Linked DNA regions of Mus musculus: region 2 is linked to region 1. Evidence: chromatin loops called from intact Hi-C (ENCODE). Cell type or tissue: heart. All regions are shown on one strand. Links, peaks and the distances in the headings refer to the core of each region. The heading gives the core; the rest is flanking DNA.

What was found. Hi-C counts contacts between places; a loop is a spot of excess contacts. Peaks named below come from ENCODE experiments on the same cell type or tissue, not always from the same donor. Only the 100,000 strongest peaks of a DNase experiment are listed, where the experiment ranks them.
Region 2: it touches region 1 in a loop (5-fold over the local background); 9 of 42 quality-filtered maps call a loop at or near these places.

What each region holds. Positions count from the first base shown.
Region 1 is chr14:73,235,401-73,242,281 of GRCm38, reverse strand. All of the region lies in intron 17 of Rb1 (RB transcriptional corepressor 1), which reads left to right. It overlaps Lpar6 (lysophosphatidic acid receptor 6), which reads right to left and starts at 4,391. Exons shown (of 1, transcript NM_175116.4): 1 at 1,924-4,391. The coding sequence starts at 3,681. The coding sequence ends at 2,647. RefSeq lists an enhancer at 5,956-6,881. In heart, for the core only: CTCF peaks have their summits at 4,032 and 5,733 (motif pointing right); DNase peaks (open chromatin) are centred at 3,651 and 4,281; H3K4me3 peaks cover 3,100 bases; H3K27ac peaks cover 3,098 bases.
Region 2 is chr14:73,140,362-73,147,242 of GRCm38, reverse strand. It overlaps Rcbtb2 (regulator of chromosome condensation (RCC1) and BTB (POZ) domain containing protein 2), which reads right to left and starts at 4,733. Exons shown (of 15, transcript NM_001170694.1): 1 at 4,650-4,733. In heart, for the core only: no CTCF peak of the experiment used is centred there; a DNase peak (open chromatin) is centred at 3,972; H3K4me3 peaks cover 2,439 bases; H3K27ac peaks cover 2,313 bases.

The DNA.
Region 1 (6,881 bases), core at 1,843-5,842:
CCATGACAATACTCTGATCTTCCTTTCTTTGAAGAAAGGCAGTGTAAAAAGAAGGCTTCTACCATCTGTCCCTTTATGAAGATGTTGAAAACTGTTTGAGGAGGAGCAGGAATGGCAGGATTGATACTGTCATTTTAAAGTAATAAAAGGTTACAGTCTCAGTGTTTTCATGTATGTTTGTGAGTAAGGGGGAAATAGAAAACCCTAAAATACGTAACTTACCTCACATTTTGTTACTCAAAAAGGAAAATAACATACATTTTGTTGTGATACTCTTTTGTCTAGATAGGTAAGATTTACCCAGTATTTTAAATTTCTTTTTCGGTAGTGTTGGTATTAAACCTAGGGTCTTCACATATAGGTAAGCTCTGTACACCGGCTGTATCACCTGCCCTTAATATTTGATCAACATGAGAAAATTACAACTTTTTAATCTATTGTGACACTTTGTTAAGAATCTTACCAAAGTTGCCCAGTGGTGGTGCATACGTTTGATGCTAGCACCCAGGAGGCAGAGGCAGGTAGATCTCTTGAGTTCAAGGGCAGCCTGATCTACAGAGCAAGTTCCAAGGCAGCAACGACTACACAAAGAAACCCTGTCTTGAAAAAACAAAAAATTTAAAGAATTTTACAAAACTTTTGACTCATGTTTGTTGTTCAGACAAGGGCAATAAGATCTTCTCCACTGAGTCTAGTAGTGACGGTTATTTGATGACTGCCTTTCTAGGACTTTAAAGTAAGACACATGCCTTGAGATTCCTCCTTAGGGTTTTCTCATGAACCCTGCACATAGAAAGTTCGGAGAAATGCAGAACTCCATGATCCTTTCCTCTTGATCAGTGGACTGCTCACTGCTTTTCAACTCTACAGTGTATATCTAAGACTGCTACATGCATCTCATTCTTTTGGAGTGACATCAAGTACAGGAACTATAGGGCAACTGAAGTAAACTTCACAGTGTGTGTATGTGTGTGGAACATATACATCTCTTAGGATATGCTTATTTTTCATTAGTTTGCTTTTTGTTACAGGTTTATTTTCATTTAGCTTTACCTATAAAAAAACATGGGTATTGAAAGAAAACATCCATGTATGTGCTATTTATTACAAAGAGACTTATTTAAGATAGAAAATGACTATGCTTTGTCAAAAATCATTGCAGCCCAAACTCAGAAAAAAGTAAATTTATGTATTATAAAATATATGTTCGCCAGGTGTGGTGGCACATGCCTTTAATCCCAGCACTTGGGAGGCAGAGGCAGGTGGATTTCTGAGTTCGAGGCCAGCCTGGTCTACAAAGCGAGCTCCAGGACAGCCAGGGCTATACAGAGAAACCGTGTCTCAAAAAACAAAACAAACAAACAAACAAACAAACATATATATATGTGTGTATATATATATATATGTATATATGTATATATATGTATACATATATATATATACATACATAAACACACATATACATACATATGTGTGTGTGTGTGTGTGTGTGTGTTCATGCTGTATTCAGACTTGAAAGATTAACTTGTTTTACCATACAGGCTAACTGAATTCAAATGTATATCATTTTTCTAAAATTAAAACTTTGCAAAATGCCTTAAATTAGAAGAGGATGTGTTGGAAAATGAAAGTTTTGATGTAGTTGGTATTTTTCTGTCTCAAAGCCATGCCTTTGTCTGTTTTGTATAATGAAAATATAATTGTGCTTAGTAATTTGTCTTTCTAGATTTGTTGCTCTCTATGTAAAGAACTATGTCTTTACTTTATACGTTTAACATTTTTAAAGGTTTTTTTTCCACTTGAAATAACATTTTCAGGCACTCTGTAGTTGATCTAAAGTGAGAGAGGAAAAGAAGTAAAAAAAAAAATCTTAGCTATGTATCACATTCTAAAAACTCAGGCACTTCACTGTCCTGGTGATTTCTAGACCAACATTCTTGAAAATACAAGGTTTTTATTGTACTTTCAAAATAATTTACCTAGCAAGATAACATTTCATTAGTTTCTTTATGCTAAGTTTTTATACTATATATCATTTTGAAATTGGGTGTTGCAGCCAGAATATAAATCAAAATAGTAATTTCAAAATATACTATATAGTTAGATACCTTTTCTTTTTTATGAGTTGCCTAAAAAGATAAAATGTCATGCAGAAAACTGCAGTAGTCTCTTGGAGGAAATGCTCTAAAACTGTGTGACTAGTTCAAACTGGTTTTCTTCACTGTTTACAGTTTAAGGCATGATAAGTACTTTTAATCTAAAATAAAATATAAGTGAAATCTACTTAGTAAACTATTCCGTAAACAACATCTCGGTTCAGTATAAAACCATTTAACAGATTTCTGATTAAATCATTTCATGATATACAAAATTTTAAACGTACAGATATATCACATTATTTAAATCATAATTGCTTTTAGACCTTAACTTTATGGAGTTTTTTTTTTTTAATGAGGAAAAAACACGTTAAAGTGGTTCAAGAAAGTAAAATGGCGTGCATACAAGAATAGAATATATTTTAATGTTTAACACATCAGACACAAACTTCCTTTAAAAATATTTTCTGTTGGAGCCGGAGAGATAGTTCCCAAGAACACAGTTTTCACAGTTGAACACGGAGCAGTCCCAGTGGCTTAGTCAGGCAGCTTATATTGCAGATTCATTATCAAATATCTTATTTTTTAAGGTCTGTAGGTTGTGTTGGATAAAATTCTCAGTGCCCTGAACTTCAGAGAACCTGGAGTCACTTCTTCTAACCGACCAGTTTTTCATTTTTATTGAGTTCTGAATTGTGTCTGAGGTGAAGTAGTAAACAATAGGGTCAAAGCAGCAGTTGGAAACAGCGATGCAGAGAGTGATCGGGTACATGGTCCTCACTGCCGCCACCACAGAGCAGTTAACAAAGGTCTGTGTCCTCATGAGCGAGTACAAAATGAGGTTGATGTTGTAGGGCACAAAACAGAAACAGAAGATGACCAAGTGGACAAAAATCATTTTTAAAACCTTAGTTTTGTTCATTTTGCTTCTACTTAATGTAACAGGTTTATTTAAAGTTCTTAGCACCATACTAGAACAAGTTACGTTCAAAATGAGAGGGATAAAAAAGCCCACTATTTCAATGAAAATCACAATCCTGGAGAGATAAGTTTTCCATGTGGCCGCTGGAAAGTTCTCAAAGCAGGCTTCTGAGGTATTGTTCCCCTGAGAGTGGGTCGACTGAAAGAAAACTGCAGGCGCACTTCCTCCCATCACTGTGAACCACACAGCAATGCAAACGATCTTTGCATTTCGTTTCGTTCTTAAAGTCTTTGACTTAAATGGGTAGACAATTGCCAGAAATCGATCTACACTGATACAGGTTAAGAACAGAATGCTTCCATACATATTGGTGTAAAACAGCATTACTGAAATCTTACAGAGTAGATCTCCAAATGGCCAATTCCGTGTTGCAAAGTAAAAAATCCGAAATGGCAAAGTAAAGACGAAAAGTAAATCTGACATTGCCAGGTTAATCATGTACGTTGTAGTTTCATTTCTCACTTTGAGGGCACAGATGAAAATGTATATCGCAACACAGTTGGATATCAGCCCAAGCACGAAGACCATGCTGAACATGCACCCGTACAGAGTGTACTTAAAGGAGTCGTCATAAGGGCACTGGGAGCCATTGGAGCTTACCATTGTCAGGCAGTGCAGCTTACAGGAGGCCTTTTGTCCGCAGCGCTTGATCGATCGCCTTTGCTATTCAGATGTGGTCACAGCAGCAGCCAGTTTATTTGCAAAGTATTTGTTTCTTTTCCTGTTCTTACAAATACTTTCTTCTCTTAACTCTTCAAAGGAAACATGAAATGTGTTCCGTAAAAGTTTCTAGTAGATTATTCAGGAAAATAGTCTGATTTTCTGGTCGAGAAAATCCATGAGTCTGGAGTTTAGTTAACTGACAGAAAATGCAGTCAAGGAAGCCAACCCATAAAGCTGAAAGTGTAAGGAAAAACTGTTCCAAGTCGGACCAGACCAGTCCGCGTGGAAACTTGTGCTTCAGCCGCCAGGGTCCAAACCAGCTTTACTTCAGTCACAAACACTCGCCGTGCGTCCGTCCGCCCGTCGTCCTCGGGTACTTCTTCCTTCTTTTTATTCTCAAACTTTGTATTTCTACATTGATTCCGGACGGCGATAGGCAGTCGTTTAAGGGATCCCAGATAAATTCCTAAGCATGTTCGCGCTTGCTGAATGGAGAGGCCTTTCGGAGGTTGCCAGCTGTATTGTGAGATGGGCTGTCTCTGAAGTGAGCAAGAAAGCCTTCCCAGATTTGTAATATGACATCACAGGAAGAAGAGGCTGGGTTTGGACAAAGGAAGGCTTCAACCCAGTTGTTTGCAGTTCCTTTAATCTGATAATGTGTCTGCTGGGAATGTACCTAGGAGGCTTGCAAATGGTCACTGGCTGCCCAGCTGAGTTGGGTGTTAACTCTTTTTATGCCAAAATGCTTTCCGGGGATTCTGACAACTTCTCCAAAGTGGTTTGATTTGCTTTAGTTAGTAATAAGTAAGAGAAAGAAAGAAACATAAGGTAGATTCTTTCTCTTCTATTGCTCTTGTAGTTGGGATATTGCCTTCTTTAAAGAAATAAAATGCAGATGGGTGTATATATGTTTATAAATTGAAATGTAGGCGATATGAGTGGCACATTAAAGAACTGTTTGTGCCTGAAGGCAGAACCTTAAGAGTTTATATAAAGCCTTTGACTGAGGCAGGCAGTCCTGCTTCTCTTAGTATCTGGTGTTTTTTAATTGCTCTCCAGCATTTAACTTAATTGGCATGATTGTGAGTAGCTTTAATCCTGGATCTCTTTAGTTTTTGATAAATAATGTTCTAACATTTTTCTTTGAAACTAATTTTCTAGAGCTAGTTCAATTTTAATACACCAAAGACTACATTAAGTATGCCCCCCCCCCGGAGGATTATAACTCAGTAGTGAGAATAGTACTCCAAAACTTTTACTTTTAGTACAGTGTCAGTCTTTTGCCCACAACTTAATATAAGCATAGTGGGAAAGTGTGCTTTGTAAAACGGGCTCCCCCCTTCTGAGTTAATTGAAATAACTTACAGCAGAGAATCTCAGTTCTACTGTTTGTCTAAATGTAGTTTCCATGATTTTATTCTCCTTTCCTCCGTCTCTCCCTTCAGTTTCTTTTACATGTTGGCTGTGTGTTGGGGTATATTCCAGATCTACTTTCATCTCTAAATTTGAAGCTGAAACCCTTCATTTGGGGTCAGTGAAGGCATTTCAGAGCAAGTTTCTCTATAGACACCTTAGTTTACATATTAAGATGTATACTTAAGAGCATGTATCATGTGTTCTATACCTTTTAAATTTGATTACTTTTGATGGTGAATTATAATCTTTTTATTGTTTTGATTAGGAAGTCATCTATGATCAAATAATACAGTCTTATAGGCGGTAAAGATTGAGGGTCTGAACTTCTTTGCTTTGGTTTTGGTGTGGAAAACAGATGCAAATGTGTTCCTATTGGAAGATGGGAACTTTGAGTGCAGTAATGAAAAAAGGGACACTTAATAACATTTTCTTCTCCATGAAGAAACTTTTCTGTTAATAGTTATTTTAGGAAAAATATAAAATTTGAGTGATCCACTTTTAAGTTTCCTTATTGTCATTTTAAAAAACGATTTATTATGTATACAGTGTTTTGCTTGCATGTACACCTACAGTTCAGAAGAGGGCACCAGATCTCACTATAGATGGTTATGAGCACCATGTGGTTGCTGGGAACTGAACTCAGGACCTTAGGAAAAACAGCCAATGTGCTTAACCTCTGAGCTATCTTGCCAGCCCCCTTATTGTCATTTTTACAAATTATAATCGTTTTATGTCCTGGTACTGTCCATGTTTACTTTCATTGTGAAAACATGCATGAATGTGATATACATGCATATATGCAGGCCAGCACTTATACACATAAAAATAAATAGGTCTTTAAAATAAATAAGTAAAATATACTGTCAGCTGATTTTTAGGATGTTGTGATATGTAGATTATACCTTAGTGAAAAAGAGTTGTAGAGGAAAGTCTGTCTAAAAGGGTTACTAATTTGCTGGGCGTGGTAGTACATGCCTTTAATCCTTATACCTAGGTGGGCATGCTGGAAAGATGTCTTAGCATTTTGGAGTACTTCCTGTTCTTTCAAAGGGCCCAGGTTTGATTGTCAGCACCCAATGGCAGCTCAGTCCTGTCTGTAACTCCAGTCCCAGGATATCCAGTACCCACGTCTGACTCTGCAGGCACTGCGTGCACTCAGTGCACAGACATACAAGAAGGCAAAACACTCATACACAGGGGGGAAAAAAACTTACAAAAGGTTTTTACTTTAAGATTTGCAGGTTGGAACAGTGTTGGAGCTCCATGTAGGAGGCCCTGTGCTCAGACTCCAGCATCCCAGCAAGTGATTAAGTGAAACTCTAACACCATTCTAAACAAATCCATTCTAAACATTATTCAGTTTAAATGTAATAAGTGTTAACTAAAATAAAATCTTAAATAATAATTTATTTACACAGTGGTAAAATAAAAACGATATGGTAGTCTGAGACACAAAGGAAGGTTTATGATGGCAGGAATCTGATACATTTTATTTTAGAACTGTGTATGTGTTGCCTTTATGTAATAAGAGTATCCGGGAAAGTCTCCTTTCAGCTCTGAAATGCACTATGGATCTTCACATGTGTATCCATGTGTGTGCTTTCCTGTTGACAAAAATACTTAGTTGCGAAAGGACATTTGTTATTAGCTTTGTTTTAGGAAAAGCATCAAATGTCAAACTACAATTCTAGCTAAGCATATTATCAGTTGGTAGATTAACTATA
Region 2 (6,881 bases), core at 1,647-5,646, 95 kb after region 1:
GTGGGCCCTGAGGCTATTTACAGAAAAAAGAGAAAGAGAAAAAAAAATTCTAGTTGTGGTGTGGCTCAGTCTTTAGCATGCATGTTTAATCCCTGTGGCTGGAATGCAGACATGCTCTTAGTACACACCTTTAGTCCCAAACAATGAAGGTAAAGTTAGTTTCTAGAAGAAGCACCCATCTTTGAAAATGACTTCTAAAAAAAAAAAAAAAAGAAAATGACTTCTAATTGAGTGGCAGACAAAGTGAGTCAGAGAAAGATTTGACAGAATGAGTCAGAGACAGAATACACCCAACTCACGAGAGGAAAGAGAGAGAACCTAAGAGGGAACAGCAGAAAGGGAGGGGGAGGGGGAGGGGGAGGGAGAGAGAAGAGGAGGCAGCTCTACCGGGAGAGTTACAGTTTGCAGAGAGAACAAGCAATAGGCGAAGAGAGAACAAGACAGAATGAGAAGAGACAGAAGATCAGAACATATTGCCAAGCATATGAGGCCAAGCACAACAATTCAGTCAGTGGCCCAGAGAGAAGTCAGATTGAAACAGTCAGCTTTCAGGGGTGTTTGAGCCAGAACACCTGAGTTGAATCAGCCAGCCTGCAATCAGAAAGAACTAGGAAGGGTGAGTTTATTCAACATTCAGTTTCAAAGGCTGAAAACAGTCTAGGCCTCAATAAAATTGTATGGAGCTAGAAGCTTCAGTGTTAGACCTAGCTTACCAGACAGAGGCATAAGCCTCCAAGATGACAATTACATCTAGCGAATAAAAATAATGTTAACAGTCAGCTGCTAGGTGCACCAGGGTGGATAGCCAGGTGGACAGAACTATGCAGGAGCAATGGGAAAGCCAGCGCACTGTCAAGGGAAGTGCCACCCAGTGCGTAGGAAAGGAGTGCACTGATGGTGGCACATAACTGCTGTTGTCATTGTCTGTTTGGTTTCCAAATTTCTCAGTGAGGCACAGGGTAAACCAGCCTCCAGCAATGCTGAGGTAGTCTTTGGTTTACTGAGCTCAACACTGATGACAAAACGTCACCGTCAAGTGGGAAAATATATTTTATGTTGCTCCATAAGTGACATGAGCTGACACAGAGAGCCATCTGTAAGTCCATTTGAGAGGTAATTTCTTATACATGCAATGCTTAAATAGGTATTAATAGATGAGGTAACTATTATCCTATTAAAGACTTGGCTCAACAACATGATTCCTGAATACAGTGGATCCTCGACCTCCACTTGCTTCCTCTTGGGAATCCTTTTTTATACACTTGGCACAGTATAGAAAACACTCAAGTTTAGCTATCATTCATCAGCACTTGTTAGCTCAAAAGTGTACTGGGGGTGGGAAGAACAATGTACATTAGCTCAGGTTAGATGAGTAGAGCTGAAGACATTAAAAACACACACTCGAGTGTCAGCCTGATGTTTAATGATCTACTGTACTTTCAATCTCCTTCAGATCATGTTTCAGATTGAAGTCACCACCTGAAAGAGACACATGCTTCTTCCAGATAAGGGAAGCGAGAAGAGTCACCTGAAGCATCCCATGACAGACATTATGAATATTCTTTACAGATGGGGGGCTGATCTGCGTAAGGGGGCATTCCCACTTATTTTCAGCCTTGGACGGAGACTTTAATGCCCCTCTGCCACACTCATGATTCTTTTCCCAGCATCCTTTCCCCAACAATTTTGATTTGTTATAATAAATCAAATCAGATAAACTTTGAAAACAGCAATATCTACTAGGCATTTTAACTTCTCTTCAGCTTTGTTAAAGCTGAAATTAAATATGATAATCTCCAATGGACAAAGGGAAATAAGAGCATTCCCTGCAGGTATACCGTAAGAATAATAGTTTTTTTCGTGCCTGAGCATGGAGTGTCTGATCTACTTCATTTAAATGAAAGACCTCAAGGGAACCACACACTTCATGTCCTAAAATAGTCCCTCTTCATCCATGTCCCCTCTAAGTCCTTTACAGCCAATGGCCGCTTACATTTGTCTGGCTCATATAAAACCACCTCTAGGGATCGCTGAAATCATGGCATCACACTAGTCATCTCCATGACTTCATGTCGGGGGACATTAAGGTACAGTAAGCCAGAGTAGAGTGAGACTGCTGCAGGACCCAAACCCCAGCAAGTCTATACTCTGTCAATGTTCAAGTCACTTACAAAAGAAGCAATGTGCCATGCAGCCAGGCACACCCCCTCCTGTGTACTTCCAGCCAGCCCTAGGACTAACACTAGTGTGGGTGGTTGCTATCCTTCCAGGCTTGGTGCCTGTGACCTCAATACTGGAGAAGCTGAAGCTGCTCTTCAATCCCAGGCCAACCTGGGCTACCCTGACACATTGTTCAGGCCAGTCGGAGCCAGTGAAGTACACGTCTTAAAAGAAAAAACTAAATTTAAAACGCTGATGTATTTTATTGTTAATAATAATCCCCCTCCCCCAAATTCTATATGTCCAGTCAAGGGTCTTTCTTAATATTTCCAATTCAAGATTTGTTGAATCCACGGTTGCAGAATATAAGGATACGGAAAGTTGGCTACGTAGTTTTTCTGAGCACACCTGCAGAGGTTATTTGCTTAGTTTTTCCTATATGAAAGATTCTGACTTCTTCATTTTCTGTGGTGAATGGAAAGTCCTTTTAGGAGGGAATACTTCGATGCTCCATCCTGAGTCCTACAGCACTGCCACTGTGACAGGTGTCACTGCTCTTCCCAGTGTATAGGTAAGAGTTGAAAGTATCGGGATTTTTCGGTTTAACTCATAACCACGTGACTAGAGAGCACAGAAGTTATGGCATTGCTAGTCTCCATAGTAGCCCTGGAAACTGACTTACCTGCATGCCATTGTCCAATACGGTGACAGATTTTACTAGGAAGGTGCGAATACAGAGCGGACTCAATGACCGTTAAACAGTGACCATCACATGAATGCACTAAAGAACCAAGTTCCACAGGACTGTGAACTCGGTCTCTTTTACTCGGCTTTAATCGCCAAAACCGTTCTATCAGGATGGAAGATAATTCTAAAGAGAAACATGTTCGCCTCTCCGTTCAGGTATCAGGCTTTGGACTCCAAGGAATTGTGACTGAAGCCGAGACGAGACAGGATGGGTCAGTGACAGGCCGGACCAAACCTGGACCAGGCCAACTCTGCACATACACCCCTTGCTCACGATTTAAACCTAAACTTCAAGTTAGGGCCTCTAAGGGGTCCTGGGTCACTGAACCTCTCTTTGTTCCCTTTCCCAACGTGGCCACATTTATTAAATCTCTCTGATTGTCACAACAAACTCGTCAAGTGGCCCAATGTGGCCAAGCTTAGTCCGTGCAGCCAGGGCAATCTCAGGGTGTGCAAGGGAGCAGCACCTCGGTGTCCTCTGCTACAGTCCGAGTTAAATCTTTACCTTGTAAAGAAAGGCAAAAAGGCGGCTGGAAGCCTAGCTTCAACTCAGGCGGAAGTTCCATCGCCGCCAAGAAGGGGCATCGGGAAAAGTTTTTCACCTCTAAACTCCTCCACTTCCGGCCTCAGCAACGCCCAAAGGACTGAAAACCCTTAGGACAGCCAGGCCTTCCCAGCCATCCCTCCACTTCGGGGACCAAAGGCCTAAAGCGTGTGCCGCCATGGGGTCGGCGAGGCGGCTGCGGGCGGGAAAGAGCGGAAAGTCCTGGAAACGTCACCGCTAGCTCGCGCCGCGTGCACGGGAGGGTTGGAGACACCAGGGGCAGGGGTTCCCCCAACTGGAAGCGGGAACCCCACAGCCGTGGCCTCGGGGCGACGCACAAAACGGACCCCGGGCTGGGCCTGCGCGCATGCGCACCGCTACGCGGTCCCAGGGCCCGGGAAGGGACGTGAACCCAGAGCTACCCCAGCGACCTGGTCCACGGGCTCGCGCGTGCGCGCCGGGCCCCGGCCCGGGTGGGTTGGCGCTGCGCCCTGCCCCCGCAGCGGCTGCGCACCGGGCCGGGCGCAGGGTGAGGCCTCCGCCTGGCCTTCGCCCCCGGGACTCGCCCGCCCACCCGCGCCTGCCGCCCACACGCAGGCTTACCTCCGCGCCGCGCGTCCTTTCCGCTCCCCGGCAGCGGGGACTGCTCGCCCGGGGCCAAGAACAGCAGACACTTGGCGCCTCCCCCTGAAGCGGCCCGGCCTGGCGGGCTGAGCTCGAGTTCAGCCGTGCGGGGAGGAGGGGGCCGCGGGAGCGAGAAGAGAAACCAGAGGAGGAGGAGAGAGTTCAAGGGAGCGAGGGAAGGGGAAGGGGACAAAGAGAAGGGAGGGGGCTGCGCGCTGCGCCCCGCCTCCCTCCTCGGCCGGGATCGGCGACCCTGGCCTCTCTGGGGACCCTGTGCTGGACCCCGCTTTCTAGCTTAGTGCCCCGATTTCGGGGAAGCTGTGTCTCTCTGGTTTTAGGTCTTACATTCAAAGGCGCTGGTTTTCCTGCTTGCTGCGAAATAAGAGGCTAATTGCATTCTGTGCGCGCTAGTCCAGTCTTAGCAACTCCATCCAGGAGGCCCACCTCATTGTCTCTTGTTTGAGGGCCCAGAGAGCTGTCCGACTTTAAAATGAAGGAAATCCTGTCACCTGGGACGATCTGGAATGAACCTGGAGGATGTTAAGCAAAGTAGACATACAGCACAAATACTTACGGATCTCATTAAGGAGCACTGAAAAAGTCAAGTCGCACCAACAGAAAGTAGAGAGGTGGTTACTGGGACTAGGGAGAAGGGAGCCTGTGGGGCTAGTGATCAAATTTCAGTTAGGAGGAGCAAGCTCAGAAAGAAGGCTGCTATGCTACATAGTGGCTACAGTTATGAGCAGTGTGCACTAGAAAGTCCTAAGAGAAGAGATAATGTTATGGCTTTGAAACAGGGGCTCTGTATTAGCCCAAGTTAGCCTCAAACATCGTAGCCTCCATCCCTCCTCCTCTTGCTTGATCTTTGCCCTCACATTATATACATACATTAAAACATTGTGCTATATATAATAAATATATACACATATATATGTATGTGTTTATATATATATATATATACACACACATCAGTTTAGGGGAAGACAATGGAGATTTGGGTAATTTGCCTTGGGCCATATGATTAGAGATGACTCAAATCCATCTCTTCATTCCACAGGGCTTCTTTTACCTCTTGACCATGTGGTTTCTTTCCAAATGACTTTAAAAAGTGGGTCAGATAATGAAGGCCTTAGCAGTGTAACTGCAAGCTGGGTCACAGGATCCACAAAGGGCTTTTTGGAAGAGGCGGGCTTGATCCCCTCTTTGTCTTGAGCAAGTTCACGGTTCCTGAGGCTGAAAGTTCAGCTTAGGCTAAACAACAGTCTGTGAACTTATTATAACAATGGGCTGGGCTTAAAGAGAAAAGAAAATGAAGTTAGGACTAGATGTGGAAGGCCAGAAAAAAGTGTGAGGTTGGTGTGTCACGTAATAATTTATGGGCCCAAAATCTTTGCCTTTAAAATAGAGCATTTTACTGTTTAATATCTCACAAAGCATGTTGATAAAACCTGACAAAGATGACATATTGTTTTAATCCTAAATAAAATGTCATCAAATAGGATCCAACAACAAATACCATGATCAATGCAGGGATTGTTTCAGTGGTATAAATATGTTACAATGTAAGAAAGTTAGTCTTATAAGTAAGTCAAAGAAGTAGGCATGTTTTGGTTAGCCATTTAAAGTGATAGAGAATTCAACAGTCCTTTTGTTCAAAGTAAGTGGCTATATTCACTCAATAATAAACCTCTTAAGAGTATATCTAAGCCCGGGGTGGTGGCACACGCACGCCTTTAATCTCAGCACTCGGGAGGCAGAGGCAGGTGGATTTCTGAGTTCGAGGCCAGCCTGGTCTACAAAGTGAGCTCCAGGACAGCCAGGGCTACACAGAGAAACCCTGTCTCAAAAATCCAAAACGAAGAAACAAACAAAACGAACAAACAAGAGTATATCTAAGAAGTACAGGGATACAGTTGCTGCATCCCCATGGTACCCTGGATGGCATATGATGACGATGGACCAAGAGACCTGAAATTGAAGCAGTTGCTTTAGGTGACGCAATTATACACACAAAAAGTATTTTGAGACCAAATGGCTAAAACTGACATTGAACTCTTCGTACCAACCAATCCCTCAGATACGGTTGTAGGCATGCACCATCATAGATAACCCCGTTTCATTTTTTGATGAGTTCAATTCAGAGGCGTTTATGGATGTCTGTCCTAGAAGGCAGAGTTGTCACGGAGCTAGGGTAGCATACTGTCTGCTCATAGGGTACCTGTCTAGTGATAGGCTTGGGGAGTGACCCTTTTCACTGCTCTATGTAAAGCTGGAGGAAAGAGAAAACATTTGAACCCCTCCCCCAAAAGGGCAGGCGACGCTTTAGTTTCTTCAGCTCTTTCTTCCTTGTGCCTGAAACAGCAGGGTTCTGAACAAAATGCTCTTTGACTAATGATTGTACAAATTTCTGGCCAGTGGTGTGCTCCAAAGTAGCCTTTCCCAGTATTTTAAGAACAAGGACGGAGATTGTGGGTGGGGTGCTAGGACGAGCAGAGCAGATTTCAACAGGCAGGTTGGGCTCTGAGTATTGTAGATGTTTATAGTACAATGTTGTGGTCTAATTTGCACCAGCTTAACATCAGCCTGTATCAAGCCTGAAACAGTGATCTCGTTCGCATGCTTTGCTTAGTATGTATATCTAGAGACTTCAGACAAGAAGACCAGCAGGATTGGGACCCCAGATCTCTGGGCAAACACCACCTGAACTTTTCTCACTTTGGGCCTGACCTAACCATACTTTGAAACATTTAGGAAATGAACTGAAATTAAAATCAAAGGCGTTTGTGGATGTCATCAGGAATGGACT